3 separate regions of the Homo sapiens genome follow, and all the other regions are linked to region 1. A link is an interaction called in ENCODE POLR2A ChIA-PET data of the cell type or tissue named here. Cell type or tissue: GM12878. All regions are shown on one strand.

Region 1 (2,500 bases):
CCAACATGGTGAAACCTCGTCTCTACTAAAAATACAAAAATTAGCCAGGCATAGTGGTGTGTGCCTGTAATCCCAACTACTTGGGAGGCTGAGGCAGGAGAACCACTTGAACCTAGGAGGTGGAGTTGAAGTGAGTTGAGGTCACACCACTCTACTCCAGCCTGGGCAACAGAACAAGACTCTGTCTCAAAAAAATATAAATAAAAATGAAGATTCGGCCGGACGCGGTGGCTCACGCCTGTAATCCCAGCACTTTGGGAGGCCAAGGAAGGTGGATCACCTGAGGTCAGGAGTTCCAGACCAGCCTAGCCAATATGATGAAACCCCGTCTCTACTAAAAATACAAAAAATTAGCCGGGCGTGGTGGCAGGCACCTGTAATCCCAGCTACTTGGGAGGCTGAGGCAGGAGAATCACTTGAACTCAGGAGGCGGAGGTTGCGGTGAGCCGAGATCGCGCCATTGCACTCCAGCCTGGACAACAAGAGCGAAACTCCATCTCAAAAAAAAAAAAAAGAAGGTTTGATGGTTCAAATAATTTTGGCAGTCTCTGAGTTATGGGGTGATCTCTAGTTGTCCATACCTGACTCTGGGGTGATTTAGGCAGGAGGAATATTGTCTTGGTGTGTCAGAGTTTGATAAAGGAGATAGTTGGGGGTTGGGCTCTGGACTGCTTGGTTTGTATATTAAACATACGCTCACAGCTGTGTTGTTTGCTATCTCTAGGAATTAGCTAGCCCTGGGAGGAGCAGTCTCTCCAGGATCAGTAAGCCTCCAAATGTCAAAGCATCATAAAATTCAGAAAATAAAAAAACGTAATGAATACAAACAGCGGCCTGGCACTGTGGCTCATGCCTGTAATTCCAACACTTTGGGAGGCTGGGATGGGAGAATCGTGAGACAAGCCTGGGCAACATATTGTCCCATGGGGGTTGCGGATGGACTTGTTTAAATAAAACTAGTTTAAAGAAAAGGGAACTTATTTATATAGCTCTAGTGTTGGCCATTAGGTTTCACTGTGGTTGGCAGTTGTGGGATGTGTTATGTTTTGGGTTAGTAGGATGAGGAACAAGTGAACTACATCACAAACAACCACACAGAAAGGGAAAGTTGGTGGGGTTTTTTTTGGGTTTTTTTTGTTTTTTGTTTTTAGATGGAGTTTCGCTCTTGTTGTCCAGGCTGGACTGCAATGGCACCATCTTGGATCACTGCAACTTACACCTCCCAGGTTCAAGTGATTCTCCTGCCTCAGCCTCCCAAGTAGCTGGGATTACAGGCACCCGCCACCATGCCTGGCTAATTTTTTTGTATTTTTTAGTAGAGACAGGGTTTCACCATGTTGGCCAGACTGGTCTCAAACTCCTGACCTCAGGTGATCCGCCCGCCTCGGCCTCCCAAAGTGCTGGGATTACAGGCGTGAGCCACTGCACCCAGCCAAGAAGGGGAAGTTTTTGTTGTTGCCATTTGGTTGGTTGGTTTTGTTTATTTGTGTTTGTTTTTGTTTGTTTGTTTTTGAGACAGAGTCTCACACTGTAATCCAGGCTGAAGTGCAGTGGTGCCATCTCAGCTCACTGCAACTTCCATCTCCTGGGTTCAAGCATGAGCCATTGCACCCCACCAGGAAGAGGAAGTTGTTTTTTTGGTTTTTTTGGTTTTTGTTTTTTTTGAGACAGAATCTCGCTCTGTCTCTCAGGCTGGAGTGCAGTGGCGCAATCTCGGCTCGCTGCAACCTCCGTCTCCCAGGTTCAAGTGATTCTCCTGCCTCAGCCTCCTGTGTAGCTGGGACTATAAGCGCCCACCACCACGCCTGGCTAATTTTTTTTTGTATTTTTAGTAGAAACAGGATTTCACTGTGTTAGCCAGGATGGTCTTGATCTCCTGACCTCGTGATCCGCCCGTCTCGGCCTCCTAAAGTGCTGGGATTCAGGCATGAGCCATGGCGCCCGGCCAGGAAGGGGAAGTTTTAACTAAGCCAAAAGTGATGGGATACAACTGTGCTTCAAACAACTTAGGTCAGGCCTAAAAATGGCTGCTGAGGCAGCAACTAGATTAAACAAATCTATGAAGAGATGGACAAAAACAGACTCCTGGTGACATGATCTCAGCATCTGGATCCAGCCACACCTGAAGATATACTGCTTCTTTACATTTTTCAGTTGTGTGAGCAAATCTCTTCTCTTTAAAAAAAAATTTTTTTTTTCAGGCTGGGCGCGGTGGCTTACACCTGTAATCCCATCACTTCGGGAGGCCACAGCAGGTGGATCACTTCAGGCTAATAATTTGAGACCAGCCTGGGCAACCTGCTGAAACTCTGTCTCCACTAAAAATACAAAAATTAGCCAGGTGTGGTGGCACATACCTGCAATCTCAGCTACTCGGGAGGCTGAGAATCGCTTGAACCTAGGAGGCAAAATTTGCAGTGAGCCGAGACTCTGTCTCAAAAAAACAAATTTCAGAGACAGGGTCTTGCTCTGTTGTCCAGGCTGGAGGGGCAGTGACATC
Region 2 (2,500 bases), 1.3 Mb after region 1:
TGGCAAACCCGGGCTCCGACGACAGAGGCAGCGCAGAAGCTCGCTCCTAAATGAGACAATTTTATTAAAATCATAATTCCTTGCATTTCTATAGCGCCTTTTCAGTGGCGGAGATCTCAGGTGCCCCACGCCAGGGTCTACTAGAGAATCGGGGCGACCGCAAGCTCAGTCGCGGGACAGGCGAGGCTCGCCAGCTCCACGAAGCGTCACCGGCACGTATTTTTCTTTTTTTAACAGCCTGTTTCTACCATTCAGCCTCTGTCTCACATGCTTTATAAAAAAAAAAGAAGTAATAAAACTCCTTTAAATTAAAAAAAATGTTTTTAGAGAAGAGGAAAAAGACTCGAAGAGTAAGGGGGGAAAAAAAAAGCTAAGTGTGGTCTGGGAGCTTGGGGCGGGGGGTGCTGCTGGGATGGGCCGCGTCTGGGTCCAGGGTACAGGGCGCAGCAGGGTCAGCCGCTGCCCCAGGGTCACCTCCCCGGGCGCAGCTGCAGCGGGCTGAGTCATCCGCACGTGGAAAAGGACCTAACACCATCAAAGCTCATTTAAGTAATTCGGGTGATGAGAAGTCGGGTTTATGACCGGCTTCCGAGGGGACTGGGGACGGGCGGCTTTCTCTGAATGCTCGGGGGCTGCTCTGGCTCCAGGGGTGGCTCGGGGGACTTCAGCCCGACGCCAGCTTCCTCCTCCACCAACAGGTTAAGTCGGGTCCGCTGGGCGCACACGTTCTTTTTTCACTTTTCCGTCCTCTCCCCTGGCCTGCCCAGGAAGTGCTGCAAAAGGGCTGGTAGCAACGGGTGGGGAGGCCTCGACGCCCCAAATTCAAGAAATCAGCCCTGAGAGGGAAGGTGGCGTAGATCGAAAGGGACTTGGAGGGGAGGTTTTGGGTTTTTAAAGGTTTTTTTTTTAGAGTCTGCGCAACTCCCCGCGGCCCGAAGGCAGAAGAGAGAGAAAGGGAAAGCGCATTTTCTGCCACTTAGTCACATTTCTTCCCCGCGCTCGCTGGAGGACAAAATCCCCCAAACCCAGCCAACCCTGGAAACAAAAATCTCCCCTGGTAAATTTCCCCGCCTTTACTCCCCCAAAAGAGAAGGCTCGGGGATTGAAGGTGAGGCTCCTCGGAAACCGGGGTAGTCTAGAGATGACGACGCTCACTATGCGACGCGGAGAGATCCTCTCCGAAGGGACGCCCCCAAGCTGTCCTCGGATTTGGGGGCAGTTAAACCCCAAACTCTCCCAAGCACCCAAAGAATCACAGCAATCATCAACATCGCATTCACGGCCAAAGCCCTCCAACGCGCATTATCCTCCGTCGGATGTCAGGATGGGCGCAGGAGGAGAGAAACTGAGGCACAGGCGGCCCTGAACCCCCAACCCCCGCGCGCCTGGGGGACAAACTAGCCTTAAGGCAAAAATGCCGACATCGGAGCCCCTTTTGGCGGCGGCCTTTGACGCAGCAAATGGTGAACTGGGACAGTCCTCCATGCCCACCAGCGCGGGGTCACTTTTTGGGGGGTGGGTCGGGGGGGTCACTGTGAGGGGCAGGCCGCGCCCCGGCAAGAGGGAGCCGCGCTTGAGCAGCGAGGGGCCGGGAGGACGCCACCCAGACCCACTAGAGGGCCTACGGTGCCTGGGAGGGATCATTGAGAAGACTCTGGCGGCACAAACGGTCGAAAGCCAGACCTATGCTCCCAGTTTCCCCTCACCTGCCCCCGGGGTCCGCGGTCCCCACTCTCCACTCAGCACCCATGGCGGTTCCGTCGTCGGAGCCAGCCTGGTACATGCCACACAGGTCGCGTCTGACATCCGGGGCCTCGAAGCGCCGCTTCCCGCCTTTTCGTCGCTGCGCACGCGCGCGCCAGGCTTTGCGCACGGCCCGCTCGTGTCCCGCGGCCCCTTCGCGCCCCGGTTCTGGGCCTCCTGCACGGTCCAGGCATGTGCTGTCCTCTCCCACCCCTCAGTGTGCGATGCAAGTGACAGTGACCGTCAGCACCCATTTTGCCCGCGACATGGAAAGCACACGACCTTCCCTCCTCCTGCCTGGGCCCTGGGGAGACCTCCCCACCACCTCTACCTCCATGAGCCCCCTCCCCCCAGTCTTGAGTCAGTTGCAGCGGGTCCAGGAAATGCCAGGCGCCTTGAGAACCTCCAGGGAGGCTACAATGAAAGGAGCCTGTGGGCGACGGGCACCTGTCGAGGGGCGCACTTGGCGGAGGGGCGGTCTCAGGTAGGGTACGTACAGGCACGCGACCTAATGCACAGAGGCACTGGGGAGGGAGTGTTCGTGCCAACATGGGGTGCAGCCCAGCTTCTCTCTTCCGGGGACCCGGAGGAGACGCTGGAGTACCATCTAACTTTCTCCAGCCGGGCTGGGATATCAAAGAGCTATGATTGGGCAGTGGAGCGTCTGGGGAGTCCCGGCACACCCCCCTGCCTCTGCTCCCACCCCTCCAAAACCCACCCACCCTCACTCCTGAAGTCCATGATGCGCGCAGGGAAC
Region 3 (2,500 bases), 180 kb before region 1:
TGGGTGTGGTGGCGCACGCCTGTAAGCCCAGCTACTCAGGAGGCTGAGGCAGGAGAATCGCTTGAACCCGGGAGGCGGAGGTTGCAGTGAGCTGAGATCGTGCCACTGCACTCCAGCCTGGGCTACAGAGCGAGACTCCATCTCAAAAAAAAATAAAAATAGGCCAGGCGTGGTGGCTTATGCCTGTAATCCCAGCACTTTGGGAGGCCGAGGCAGGCAGATCACCTGAGGTCAGGAGTTCAAGACCAGCCTGACCAACATGGAGAAACCCTGTCTCTACTAAAAATATAAAATAAGCTGGGCGTGGTGGCACATGCCTGTAATCACAGCTACATGGGAGGCTGAGGCAGGAGAGAATCGCTTGAACCCGGTAGGCAGAGGTTGCGGTGAGCCAAGATCGCGCCATTGCACTCCAACCTGGGCAACAAGAATGAAACTCCGTCTCAAAAATAAATAAATAAATAAAAATAAACAAATACAAAATAAAAATACAAAAATTAGCCGGATGTGGTGGTGCGTGCCTGTAATCCCAGCTACTCAGGAGGCTAGGGCAGAAGAATCGTTTGAACCCAGGAGGTGGAGGTTGCAGTGAGCTGAGATGGCGCCACTGCACTCCAACCTGGGTGACAGAGCAAGACTCCATCTCGAAAAAAAAAAAAGAGAGAGAGATGGGCAAGGCCAAGGTCTTTAGGCTGGACCAAGTTTGGAATCACATGGTTGGAGCAGAAGATGAACCCAGAGCAGCGATTCTGCAGGGGTTTGTGGGTCACAGTAAGGAGATTGCAGTTTTTCTTCCAGAAGGTGGGAAACTGTTGTAAAGTTTCAGGCAGGGCAGTGATGCCATCTGGTTTACGTTTTAAAATAGAGACATGAAGTTAAATGACAGCCTGAAGCTGGAAGACAAGAGTTCTGCCAGGGCAGCATGCAATTAAGTTCATGGGCCTGAGCCATCTGTACCACAGGGGCAGTTCCAGCATGCTGGGGCAAGCCTGGGAGGCTTCATGGAGGAGTGGGCCTGGAGTAGGTATTGGCAGGCAGAGAGGGTTGGGATATTCCTGGGCAGGGCAGGGCAGAGGAGGAGACACCCATAGTAATGACAACAGCGTCCTTAAATGGAGTCTGAGGCAGAGTGTAGATGGGATACGTGGGTAATCTCTTTGGATTTCCACAACCACCTTGAGAGTGACAGGAATTCCACCCATTTTTCAGATGAAGAAACTGAGGCCCTGTGATGTGAAGTGACTTGCCCCCCAGCCACACAGCTGGTAAGTGGCAGGGGTGGGATTTGAACCCAGGCCACGAAGCCTCTTATGGCCGTGGCAGGCAGATTCATTACTCACTCACTTTCCTCACTGCTGTTAATGCCTCCTCACGGGTGGGGACACGGAAGCTGGCATGAACCAGGGCAGTGGGGTGGGCAGAGAGAGAGAGTAAGGAGGCTGGGAATTGGTGGTCAGGATGTAGGGATCTTGGGAAAAGGAGGAAGCTTGAATCTTGGTACAGATGGCAGTAGCAAGGCCGGGTGCAGTGGCTCACGCCTATAATCCCAGCACTTTGGGAGGCCGAGGCAGGTGGATCACGAGGTCAGGGGATCGAGACCATCCTGGCTAACATGATGAAACAGCGTCTCTACTAAAAATACAAACAATTAGCTGGGCATGGTGGCGGGCACCTGTAGTCCCAGCTACTCGGGAGGCTGAGGCAGGAGAATGGCGTGAACCCGGGAAGCAGAGCTTGCAGTGAGCTGAGATCGTGCCACTGCACTCCAGCCTGGGCAACAGAGCGAGACTCCGTCTCAAAAAAAAAAACAAAAGATGGCAGTAGCAGTAATTGTCACCAATATTTATGCAACCCTTATTGTGTGCCAGGACTGTTCCAAGCACATGCATGATTTCCTTGGAGCTCAGAGAGGTTAAGACCCTTGCCCAAAGTCACACAGCTATTAAGAGATGAAGCCAGGTTCCAGATTCATGTTTTTAGTTTCCTGCCTCCCAGTGCGTAGAGCTGGCGGAATTGGAGGGATGATGAGGGGTCTTTTCTTTTTTCTTTTTTTTGAGATGGAGCCTCACTCTGTCACCCAGGCTGGAGTGCAGTGGCACGATCTTGGCTCACTGCAAACTCCACCTCCCGGGTTCATGCCATTCTCCTGCCTCAGCCTTCCGAGTAGCTGGGACTGCAGGCGCCCGCCACCACGCCTGGCTAATTTTGAAAATATATGGCTGGGCGTGGTGGCTCATGCCCACCTCGGCCTCCCGGAGTGTTAGGATTACAGGCGAGAGCCACCACACCCGGCCGACACTGATTTTTCTTTCCAGCGAGGTCAGAGCCCGGGGAGGGGTCAGAGCAGAGACAAATGCGACATGACTTATGTTTTACAGGACCATTCTGGCTGCTGTCTGGACAAGAAGTCGTAGGGGGTGAGGGTGGAAGCTGGGAAACCCACAGGAGGCAACCACACTAGTTTAGGTAAGTGATCATGGAGATGGACCAGGTGAGATGA

The links. ChIA-PET counts read pairs that join two places held together with the same protein. Peaks named below come from ENCODE experiments on the same cell type or tissue, not always from the same donor. Only the 100,000 strongest peaks of a DNase experiment are listed, where the experiment ranks them.
Region 2: POLR2A ChIA-PET joins it to region 1 with 7 read pairs; 1 of 35 experiments calls an interaction of 5 or more read pairs at or near these places.
Region 3: POLR2A ChIA-PET joins it to region 1 with 8 read pairs; 2 of 35 experiments call an interaction of 5 or more read pairs at or near these places.

Annotation. Positions count from the first base shown.
Region 1 is chr19:14,308,721-14,311,220 of GRCh38, reverse strand. All of the region lies in intron 3 of LINC01841 (long intergenic non-protein coding RNA 1841), which reads left to right. Among named protein-coding and RNA genes, the nearest start is that of LINC01842, 24 kb to the left of the region's middle. RefSeq lists a silencer at 1-213. In GM12878, no CTCF peak of the experiment used is centred here; a DNase peak (open chromatin) is centred at 1,040; H3K27ac peaks cover 533 bases.
Region 2 is chr19:13,011,473-13,013,972 of GRCh38, reverse strand. All of the region lies in intron 1 of NFIX (nuclear factor I X), which reads right to left. It overlaps NFIX-AS1 (NFIX antisense RNA 1), which reads left to right. Exons shown (of 2, transcript XR_001753870.2): 2 at 1-85. Among named protein-coding and RNA genes, the nearest start is that of NFIX-AS1, 2.4 kb to the left of the region's middle. In GM12878, no CTCF peak of the experiment used is centred here; no DNase peak of the experiment used is centred here; H3K4me3 peaks cover 652 bases; H3K27me3 peaks cover 156 bases.
Region 3 is chr19:14,491,622-14,494,121 of GRCh38, reverse strand. It overlaps GIPC1 (GIPC PDZ domain containing family member 1), which reads left to right. Exons shown (of 9, transcript NM_005716.4): 2 at 1,210-1,265; 3 at 2,379-2,466. Among named protein-coding and RNA genes, the nearest start is that of GIPC1, 3.3 kb to the left of the region's middle. In GM12878, no CTCF peak of the experiment used is centred here; no DNase peak of the experiment used is centred here.